2 separate regions of the Homo sapiens genome follow, and region 2 is linked to region 1. Evidence: chromatin contacts called from ENCODE Hi-C or POLR2A ChIA-PET data. All regions are on one chromosome and are shown on one strand. Each heading gives the region's core, a stretch centred on a gene start or an enhancer-like site at or near the end of the contact. The rest is flanking DNA. Distances are from core to core; before and after follow the strand shown.

What was found. A loop is a pair of places that touch in the nucleus more often than their neighbours do. ChIA-PET counts read pairs that join two places held with the same protein, here RNA polymerase II (POLR2A). Pooled maps may share reads with other maps.
Region 2: a pooled map shows a loop between it and region 1 (7-fold over the local background). The contact joins the enhancer-like site here to the promoter of ELF2 in region 1. A Hi-C loop is called at or near these places in 1 of 37 single-sample maps with no recorded cell type and 4 of 50 pooled maps. POLR2A ChIA-PET finds 5 or more read pairs at or near these places in 2 of 52 experiments (GM12878 and PC-9).

The regions. Positions count from the first base shown.
Region 1 is chr4:139,172,864-139,178,522 of GRCh38, reverse strand. It overlaps ELF2 (E74 like ETS transcription factor 2), which reads left to right and starts at 1,305. Exons shown (of 10, transcript NM_001331036.3): 1 at 1,305-1,556. It overlaps LOC105379412 (a long non-coding RNA gene), which reads right to left and starts at 2,368. Exons shown (of 4, transcript XR_007058273.1): 1 at 2,175-2,368. RefSeq lists silencers at 335-714, 725-1,684 and an enhancer at 2,285-2,334.
Region 2 is chr4:138,974,416-138,979,459 of GRCh38, reverse strand. The region is part of intron 2 of LOC105377448 (a long non-coding RNA gene); the gene reads left to right. Among named protein-coding and RNA genes, the nearest start is that of NOCT, 39 kb to the left of the region's middle. RefSeq lists an enhancer at 1,414-2,235. Within about 2 kb of position 1,844, at least 4 of the 41 ENCODE cell types and tissues checked have a DNase peak (open chromatin) inside an H3K27ac peak, as active enhancers do; they include PC-9, where a contact is called at or near this core.

The DNA of each region.
Region 1 (5,659 bases), core at 56-2,555:
TTTGTATGCATTAACTGTGCCTACAAAGCCCATTAAAGAGACGCTCCTACACAGGGCAACCCACGGCACCGTGTCATTGGCTTTTGTGCACTTGAAGGCGCGTGAGAGTGCCCCGCTCGAAGGCTCCCCTTTGTGTGAAAGTGTGGAAACCAGAAGCGTGCAGCCACTGCTGGGTTTTCGTTTTCGAATTCGCAGGCACTTGGGCCAAAATACTCCCACACCAGAACACTCTCTCATTCTCGCACCAACAACACTCAGACTTGAGTTACTTCTCCGTTGCGGACCGCGCAAGGAGCGACAATGGCTAGGTGCGAGTGCCCGCAGCTCCCCGGGCAGCTCCAAGGGGCCGCCCGCCGCGCTCCGCAGCTGCGCGCTGGGCCCAGCCACCCGACAGCCAGCAAACGCCGGCACCAACCGCCGCGCGGCCGGGCTGTTGGGCGGGTGGTAATTTCTGGGAATGGGGCGGGGTCGCGGGTGTACTACGCCCGGCTTTTGCTAGCGGGGAGGAGGAGCTGGCGGCGCCGAGGGGCGCGAGGCTGGCGGGGCGGTGCGCCACGTGCGTCACCGGCCGGGGCGGGGCCGGCGTCGCGCTCCTGCCCGAACCCCCACCTTTCACTAAGCCAAGGCTGAGGAGTGGGAACTGGAAAGACCGGGCTAGGAGTTTTTGCAAAACCTCGCCCCCCTGTAACTGTCAGACTGCCCGACTGTGGGGCCGTCTCCGGAGAAGGGCGAGAGTCCTGAGTTGGGGATGCGGTGACGGCGGGGCCTGCGGGGGCCCTGAGTGGCGAGGGTGTGTGCGTGCGGTCCCGGCCGGCGGGGGAAAGCCGGCGGGCGCTGCAGGTGCACGCGCGGCCCCATCGGCCTCACACGCCTGCCCCGTGCGGCAGAGCCCCCTGCACCAATCCGGGGCTGGAGTGGAGAGCGAGATCGGGGAGCCCTGGGCAAGGAGCCGGACAAGTGACGAGCGTCTTTACCTGGGAAGGCGGGTTTGGGAGAAGTTGGGCGAGGAGAAGAGGGCGGGATTCAAGACAGCAAAAGAAGCAGGTTCGGCGGGCTGGTGGGGGCCCGAGGGCGGCGGGGCCCCGCGGGGTATAAATAGCCGGCCCGCGTTTGACAGGCGCTGCGGTGACTGGCGGTGCCGCCCCCGCCCCCCCGCCGCGTGGGGAGGGGAGGAGCACTCTGAGCTGGCGGGGAGGGGGAGGCGGACTCCAGTGTCCTGGTGGAGGCGGCAGGAGGCCGAGGGGGAGGAGCCGAGGCGGGGGGTGGAGGGAGGGGGCCGGGAGCGGAGCGGGGCGGGGGCAACCATTGCTCCCAGCGCCAAGCTCTGTGTCGCCGCCGTCGCCTAGGCGGTTGGGGGTCGGTGGGGCGGCGCGGGCGGGGGTCGCTGCGCGGGGCGGCGAGCCTCTGTTTTGTCTCCTTCTCTCCCTGTGGAGCGGCTCGGGCTGCTGGGGAGGCCCCGGCTCCCTCCGGACGCTCGGCCAACGGCGGCGGCTAGTCCGCGGCCCTGCTGAGAGGGAAAAGGACGCCGCGGTCTTCCCAGGCGTCGCGGAGAGCAGGTAAGAGCGCGGGCAGCCGAGGCTGGTGAGAGGGAGCGCGAAGGGCGCGGCGATAAAGCCTGGCTGTCCCGACTGCCGCCGCCTCCCTCCGCGCCCCCGCCCCGCGCTTGTGTTGTTTGCTTCGGGGTTTGCGGAGGGGTTTTCCGGCGGCTGCGGCGGTGACACCGGCCGGGGGCTGGGGGAAGGGGGCTGAGTGTCCCCAGGCAACGGTCGCGGAGCGGGACTTGGAGAAAGGGGAAGGCGCGCTGCGCGCCTGCCCGCGGGGAGCGCGGGGCGCGGGGCAGGGCTGAGGGAAGAGGTTACAGACCCCGGCGGGGGGGATGGGCCGAGCGCAGCTGGTCTCTCCGTGTTTACATCTCTGCGCGAGTCACCTCTGCCGAGAAGCGGACTGAACTGACCCGCCTCATCCCGCGGGGAGGCCAGGGCGGGGGTCCGGCTCCGGAGGAAGCGCGTCCTGGGAGGGTTTGTGTAGGGCGGGAGTCTGCGGCCGGCGCCGGGGCTGGGCGGCGAGCTCGGGGCGGGACCTGGGAGGCTCCGGCCGCTCTGGGTGGCGGGCAGGCGGGGGGGGGCGCTGGACACCAGTTTCCTTCCCTGTCGTGCCTTATCGCCGCCGCTTACCTTTCCTTCCCGGCGCTGCTAGCTTGCACGACAGGTTGTACTCGGCAGTTCTTTTATTCTCGCTCTCCACGCCGGCACCGTGCTGCCATCTCCCCCTATTCCCCGGGAGGTAGGGAGGCTTTGCTCGGATCGGAATCTGTTTCTTAAGCAAAACAAAAACGGGCTCGTAACAGGCACGTCCAGTGACCGCCTTCTGGATCCTCGCGAAGCTGGTCCTCAGGGACCGCGCGACGGGATGGTCTAGGGGCGCGGAAGGAGGACAGGGAGGGCTCTGCCAGGGCTGGATGCTGACTCTACCCCAGGAGCTTTGTGATCAGGGTAGCCGAGCCCTCTCTTCTGCTCCATTTGGGCATTTTTATTCCATGTCCATAAAGGACTCAAAAAATATTCCGTGACACCAAGAATAATCCAGATCGCACAGTTTCTAATCTTTTTCCCTCTGCCAGCATCCTGGATGGACTCTTTCTAGGAGGCAGATTCGCTGCAGAATAGCCTTTAAGTTTAGTACTTCATTAAATGAGGAAGAGGGGGACACGTCATTGTAAAACTGTTAAAAATTCCCCCCTTTCTTGTGTTCATGAACATTTACTTCAGCTTAATGGTTTAAATTGTAATCCGGTGATGAGAGAATAGTAATCGTGTGTTTGATAATCAGATTTGTTTTCCTTTTTATCTGTGATTCTCTATCCTGAAGTAAATTATGCACTTTCTTTGGTGCCAGAATCACGGAAGGATGTATGCTTTACTAAGAAAGGATTGGATATTTGTGTTTCAGAGTTTCTTCAAAAGGTAGAATGACTTATATAGGACTGGAAACCATTAAATTACATTTAAGGGAATTTAGGAATAATAAAACTTTTTATAGAGCATTACAGTTTACAGAGTACATTCATGTAAATATTATTGAGACGATATCTAGTAGTTAAACACATGAAATAGAAAATTGGAATATCCTGGGCATTTGAAGTTTGAATATTTATGTCAACCTATTTTTAAGTTTAGTGATTTAACTCATTGGATTTATCATTGCCTTTCATTTCAGACATAAATACTCATTTACAAAATAGTCAGCTTGAGTATGGTTGGAAAGAATTTGTAACTTTGGGATTTTTCTGTCCTAAGTAAACAGATTGGTACCTGTGGCCTGTAGGGTCTGCTAATGTTAGTGGCTTTACCTGCTCATGTTGTATACCATTTTTGGAGGAGTAACAGCTTCACGATGATATAATTCACATACTAGTCAGTTCAGTTTAAAGTGTACAGTTTGGTGGGTTTATTAATTTTTTAAAAAATTACTCCATTTTGCAGGTGAACAATTCAGTGGTTTTTACTACAATTGTCCATCGGTATCTGTTGGGGATTTGTTCTAGGGCCTTCCTCAGACACCAGAATCTATGGATGCTCAGGTCCCTAAAATAAAATGGCATAGTTGCTGGGTGCAGTGGCTTGTGCCTGTAATCCCAGTTATTCAGGAGGCTGAGGTGGGAGGATCTCTTGAGGCCAGAGTTTGGACACCAACCTGGGTGACAGAGCAAAATCCTGTCTCCTAGGAAAAATGAATAAAACTGACATAGTATTTGCATATAAACTCTGCATATTCTCTTGTATGCTTTAAATCATCTCCACATCACTCATACTACCTAATACAATGTGGATGCTATGTAAATAGTTGTTATACTGTGTATTGTTTAGGGAATAATGACCAGAAAAAAGTCTGTACATGTTCATTTACAGACATAATTTTTTTTTGAGTAGTTTCTGTACCTCATTGATTGAATCCATGTATTCAGAACTCATGGATATGGAGGGCCGACTGTATATTCAGAGTTGTGCAGCCATCACTATACTCAATTTTACAGCATTTTAATCATCCCCCAAAAGAGCCCCATATCCATTAACAGTCGCTTTTCATTTTCCCTCAGCACTCCCAGTCCTATGCAACCACTGATCGACTTTCTATCATTATAGATTAGACTGTTGTGGACATTTTATGTAAATGAAACCATAAATGCGGTCTTTTGTGACTGGCTTCTTTCGTTTAGCATAATGCTTTCAAAGTATATCCATGTTGTAATATGTGTCAGTACTTCATTTCTTTTTTTTTTAAAATCTATTTTCTTTCTTTCTTTTTTTTTTTTTTTTAAGATGGAGTCTCGCTCTGTCGCCTAGGCTGGAGTGCAGTGGTGTGATCTGGCTCACTGCAACCTCTGCCACCCGGTTCAAGCGATTCTCCTGCCACAGGCGCATGCCACAACACCTGGCTAATTTTTTTTTTTTTTTTGTATTTTTAGTAGAGATGGGGTTTCACCGTGTTAGCCAGGATGGTCTCGATCTCCTGACCTCGTGATCCGCCCGCCTTGGCCTCCCAAAGTGCTGGGATTACAGGGGTGAGCCACCGCGTCCGGCTAATCTATTTTCTTTTTTATAGAGATGGGGTTTCACCATATTACCCAGGGTAGTCTTGAACTCCTGGGCTTGAGCAATCCTCTCTCTTTGGCCTCTCAAAGTGCTGGGATTTCAGGCTTGAGCCACTGCACCTGATCCTTTTTAATTAAAAAAATTTTTTATAGTCTTTTTTTTTTTTTTTTTTTGAGACGGAGTCTCGCTGTGTTGCCCAGGCTGGAGTGCAGTGGCACGATCTCAGCTCATTGCAACCTCCGCCTCTCGGGTTCAAGCGATTCTCTTGCCTCAGCCTCCCAAGTAGCTGGGACTACGGGCGCGTGCCACCACGCCCGGCTAATTTTTTGTATTTTTAGTAGAGATGGGATTTCACTGTGTTAGCCAGGATGGTCTTGATCTCCTGACCTCATGATCCGCCTGCCTCGGCCTCCCAAAGTGCTGGGATTACAGGTGTGAGCCACTGCACCCACCCTGTAATCATTTTTTTTATTGATGAGTAATATTCTATTTATGGACATATTACATTTTATTTATCTGTGCATCAGTTGATGGACATTTAAGTTTCTATTTTTTTGGGCTATTATGCTGCTATGAATATTCATGTTTTTGTGTAGATGTGTTGTCATTTCTTTGGGTATGTACACTTTTTAATAAATTAGCTTTTGACTTACCTGATACCAAAAAAATTATCCATTTTGAGTATATAATTCAATAATTTTTAGTAAATATATAGATCGTGAAACTATCTATCACCTTGAGCTAGTTTTCGAACATTTCCATTGCCTCCAAAATTCCCTCCAGCCTGTTTGCAGTTAACCCTTATTCCCACCCCCAGCCTCAGGCAATCACTGATTGGTTTTGTCTTAATCCATTTGCTTTTACTGGATATTTTGTATAAGTGGAATTGTACAATATGTAGTCTTTTGTATCTGGCTTCTTTCACTTAGCATAATGTTTTTGGGATTCATTCATATTGTAGCGTTTATCAGTTTTTTGTCCCTTTTTACTTTGGAATAGTATTTCTTTGTATAGGTATATGATAGCCCCCCCCCCCCCCCCCCCCCCCGTTATCTGTGTGGGATACA
Region 2 (5,044 bases), core at 595-3,094, 200 kb after region 1:
CCTAAAGTAAGGGGAGGAAAACGTCCACCTCAGGTAAAATACTCATATATATATATGATAAAAAAAGATCATGGGGAGACGTGCTCTGATATAAGGGTTTGTGATAAAGGATTAATTTTCTTAATTACTATATTTTGCAAGAATCAACATTATCTTTAAAGCAAAATTTGGGCCAGGCATGGTGGCTCACGCCTGTAATCCCAGCACTTTGGGGGCCGAGGCAGGTGGATCACGAGGTCAAGAGATCGAGATCAGCCTGACCAACATGGTGAAACCTGTCTCTACTAAAAATACAAAAAATTAGCCGGGCGTGGTGGTGCCTGCCTGTAATCCCAGCTACTCGGGAGGCTGAGGCAGGAAAATAGCTTGAACCCAGGAGCAGAGCTTGCAGTGAGCTGAGATCATGCCACTGCACTCCAGCCTGGGCGACAGAATGAGACTCCGTCTCAAAAAAAAAATTAAAATAACATAAAATAAATAAAGCAAAATTCGGAATGCCTTTGTTCTGAAGATATCAAGATATCAGGACACTCTCAAGTCTGGGTCTGTTTAGTAAATGTTATCAATCTGTTCCCTTAACTGTAAATACCTAGAGGCTAGGAATACCTAACTTTCTGGGAATGCAGCCCAGCAAGTCCCAGCCTCATTTTCCTAGTCCTCACTCAAGACGGAGTTGCTCTGGTTTGAACACCACTGACACCATCATAGCAAACCTGAACTCCTGGGCTCAAGCAATCCTTCTGCCTCAGCCTCCTGAGTAGCTGGGAATACGGGCTCATGTGACCACACCCAGCTAACTTGTTAAAATTTTCTTTCATAGAGAGGGGGTCTCACTATCATGCCCTGGCTTCTGTTTCACTTTAATGCACACGGACCTGGGGTCACTGGAAGACTCATTTGGTAGGCTGTACTGGGGATTATTTAGATGAGCCACCAAGAAGGCTTCTGGAAAAGAATTTGTCTCAAGATTAAAGGGCGTCAAGGCACCCAAGCATAATCCAAGCCTTTGCTTCAGGATTGGATGGGGAGTTCTTTTTTTTTCTTTTTTGCCAACCCCAGTCTTGAGCTCTAGGAAGCAGGGACTGGGAGTAAAAACCAAAAGAACTATTTGATTAAAATCTCTGTGATTGGAACCCAGATACCATATCTGACAACACAAAGGTGGCTTTTAAGCGCACAGAGGCCTCAGCAGCTCATTGCTGCAGGGAGCCGCACCCCAGAGGGAGGAAATGTGAGATGTCTTAGAGAGCTGAGAGGGCTCAGGTTTGCCCATGGGAGGCATACGCTGGGACTCCTAGAACCCTGGATGGGTGGGGGTCTGGAATTGTGTTCGAAGGACCCACAGCAGCAGGTGGGGTAGATTCAAAGGGATAGTTTTGATATTAATACACCAATCCCATTTCTACCCCCAGGTTGGTATGATGTGCTTTTAGAATACCCCTTATCTCTAGAGACATAATTTATGAACTCTTAATCTGATGGAGGATATATTAGACAGATGTTAATTAAACAATCTCAAAAATATGTTACTTCAAGCTGTGATAAATCCCATGAAGGAGAAATACAGGGTGTCCTGCTGGTATAGAGAGGGGAATCTGATTTGGCCCGGGGTATGTGTGAGAGAGAATAATAAAGAAAGGGCTTCCTGGGGATGTGATGTTTGCACTGGGGAGGAGAGGATGCAAAGGTCCTGAAGCGGATGTGACCAGGTCAAATAAATGACAAACTGAGGAGGGGAGGGAAGCAGAACTCATGAGATGTTTCTTCTCTGATTTGCATTTTTAAATGGAGAGTTGCATTTGTGAAAGCAGAAGTTAGTGCTCGAAGGGTCCGTCTTGCACAGTTGGTCAGCTCTGTTTTTCAACACATGTGGAGTGGGAGGGGCACAGTATCCAATAACTAGGACTCTAATTATGTCTCAGTCACCAACCACGCGTAGGATTTTAAGCAGATTTCTTTTTCTTTTTCTCTTTGAGATGGAGTCTTGTTCTGTCGCTCCGGCTGGAGTGCAGTGGCACGATCTCGGCTCACTGCAACTTCTGCCTCCCGGGTTCAAGCGATTCTCCGGCCTCAGGCTCCCAAGTAGCTGGGATTATAGGTGCCCACCACCACGCTGCGCTGATTTTTTGTATTTTCAGTAGAGACAGGCTTTCACCATGTTGGCCAGCCGGTTTTGAACTCCTGACCTCAAGTGATCTGCCTGCCTCGGCCTCCCAATGTGCTGGGATTACAGGTGTGAGCCACTGTGCCCAGCTGAGATTTTGTCTTTATTTTATTTATTTTTTTGAGACAGAATTTTGCTTTTGTTGCCCAGGCTGGAGTGCAATGATGCGATCTCAGCTCACTGCAAACTCTGCCTCCTGGGTTCAAGCGATTCTCCTGCCTCAGCCTCCCGAGTAGCTGGGATTACAGGCATGCACCATCACACCCAGCTAATTTTGTATTTTTAGTAGAGACAGGGTTTCACCATGTTGGTCAGGCTGATCTCGAACTCCTGACCTCATATAATCCACACACCTCAGCCTCCCAAAGTGCTGGGATTACAGGCATGAGCCACCCTGCCCTGCCCAGCTGAGATTTTATAACCTCCATTTTTCTACCTGTAGAAAAGGGCAGAGTATTGGGTGGAGTCCTCCAGATGATCTCTACCATTCCTTCCAATGCTTAAAAAAAAATCTAAGAGTAGATTTTAAAGAGCCCTCTGTTATTTCATTGTTAGAGAATGTGTTTGTTCACTTGTTAACTCCTCACAAGTGCCCAATCTTTCCTGTTCACTCTCAGAGTAGGCCTTAGGAGAATAGAGTTTATTTTGCTATTATGTGAAGTCTTATTATTTTATTTGACACATACTGTCTTTCATTTACTCAACACCTGGGCCAGGTGCTGAATAGTCAAAGGAGAAAAGGATCTGTTGGTGCTTTCCTCCCTCCTAGTCCACTGTCAACTTAGAAGACACACATGGAATTGGATTTTTGCAATAGAAAGTAATAAATGCTTTGCTAAAGATATATAGACAGTGTTAAGAGAGAATATAGGAAGGCCACATAATCCATATATGAGTAGTATAATGGGTTACACTTGGAGATATAAAAAAGCGGGCAGGAGGCCTCAATCCCAGCACTTTGGGAGACCGAGGTGGGCGGATCACCTGAGGTCAGGAGTTCAAGACCAGCCTGGCCAACATGGTGAAACTCCATCTCTACTAAAAATGCAAAAATCAGCTGGGGGTGGTGGCGGGCACCTGTAATCCCAGCTACTCAGGAGGCTGAGGCAGGAGAATGGCTTGAACCTGGGAGGCAGAGGTTGCAGTGAGCCAAGATAGTGCCTCTGCACTCCAGCCTGGGTGACAAAGTGAGATATCGCCTCAAAAAAAAAAAAAAAAAAAAAAAAAAAAAGTAAGCAGGTAAAACATGGTAGAAACATGGTAGATACTTAATAAATGGATGTGACTGAGTGAATAAATTGTTGGCCAAAAAAAAAAAAAAAAAAAAAAAAGAAGCCAAATTCTGTAAAATATTTGAAGAGATTTATTCTGAGCTAAAGGTGAGGACCATGACCTGTGTGACACAGTCCCAGGAGGTCATGAGAACATGTGCCCAGAGTGGTTGGGTTACAGTGTAATTCTATACATTTTAGGAAGACAGATGTTACAGCCAGAGACATAAATCAATACATGTCAGGTTTACATTGGTTCAGCCCAGAAAGGTGAGACACCTTGGGGCGGGCGGGGGTGAGGTAGGGGCGGGGGGGGGGGCGCTGGGCGTGGCTTCCAGGTCATAGGTGGATTCAAAGATTTCCTGATTGACAATTGGTTGAAAGAGTTAAGTTTTGCCTAAAGAGTTGAAATCAACAGAGATAAATGTTTGGAGTTAAGATAAGAGAGGTTGTGGAAGCCAAGATTCTTTTTTTTTTTTTTTTTTTTTGATAGAGACAGAGTCTCACTATGTTGCCTAAGCTGGTTTCGAACCCCGGGCTCAAGTGATCCTCCCGCCTCAGCTTCCCAAAGTGCTGGGATTACAGATGTGAGCCACCAGGTGGCCAACATTCTTGTTATGTAGATGAAGCCTCCAGGTAGCAGGCTGCAGAGAGAATAGATGGTAAATGTCTCTCATCATACCTTAAAAAGTGCCAGACTCTTAGTTGAATCTCTTTTGGATCAGAGGAAGACCTGGAAAGGGAAGGGAATTCTCTACCGAATATACATTTTCCCCACAAGAGAGGACTATGCAGGGCTATTTCAAAATATGTCAAAGAAATATATTTTGGGGCAAAATACTTTGATTTCTCTCAGGGCCTAGTATCTGTCATACAATGCTATACGAGAGGCACGTTGGAATTTGGTATCTTATTGCTACAGAGTCTGTTTATTAATGGCAGAGTTTTAACAATTTATTTATTTCCAACTTTTATTTTAGGTTCAGGGGGTACATATGCAGGTTATATGAGTGAACTGCGTCAGTCTTAAGATCTCTTCTGTTTTTTTTTTTTTTTTTTCTTTTGAGACAGAGTCTCACTCTGTCGCCAGGCTGGAGTGCAGTGGCACAATCTTGGCTCACTGCAACCTCCACCTCCCGGGGTCAAGCGATTCTCCTGCCTCAGCCTCCTGAGTAGCTGGGACTACAGGCGTGTGCCACCACGCCCAGCTAATTTTTGTATTTTTAATAGACAGGGTTTCATCATGTTGGCCAGGATGGTCTGGATGTCTTGACCTCGTGATCCGCCTGCCTCGGCCTACCAAAGTGCTGGGATTACAGGCGTGAGCCACCACACCCAGCCTAAAATCTCTATTTTAATGTTAATGCTGGTCAGTTGTGCCTGAATTCCAAAGGTAGGAGAGTATAATGAGGTATGTCCGCCTCCCGCTTCCCACCATAGCCTGAATTAGTTTTTCAGCTTTCTGTAGAATCCCTTTGGCTGAGAGGAAGGGTCCATTCAGCCAGCTGGGGGGCTTAGAATTTTATTTTTGGTTTACGAAATGAATCATATTGCTGTTATTCTAACTTTGAATTGCTAGATGGCTGATGCCAAGACCCTTATTATTGTT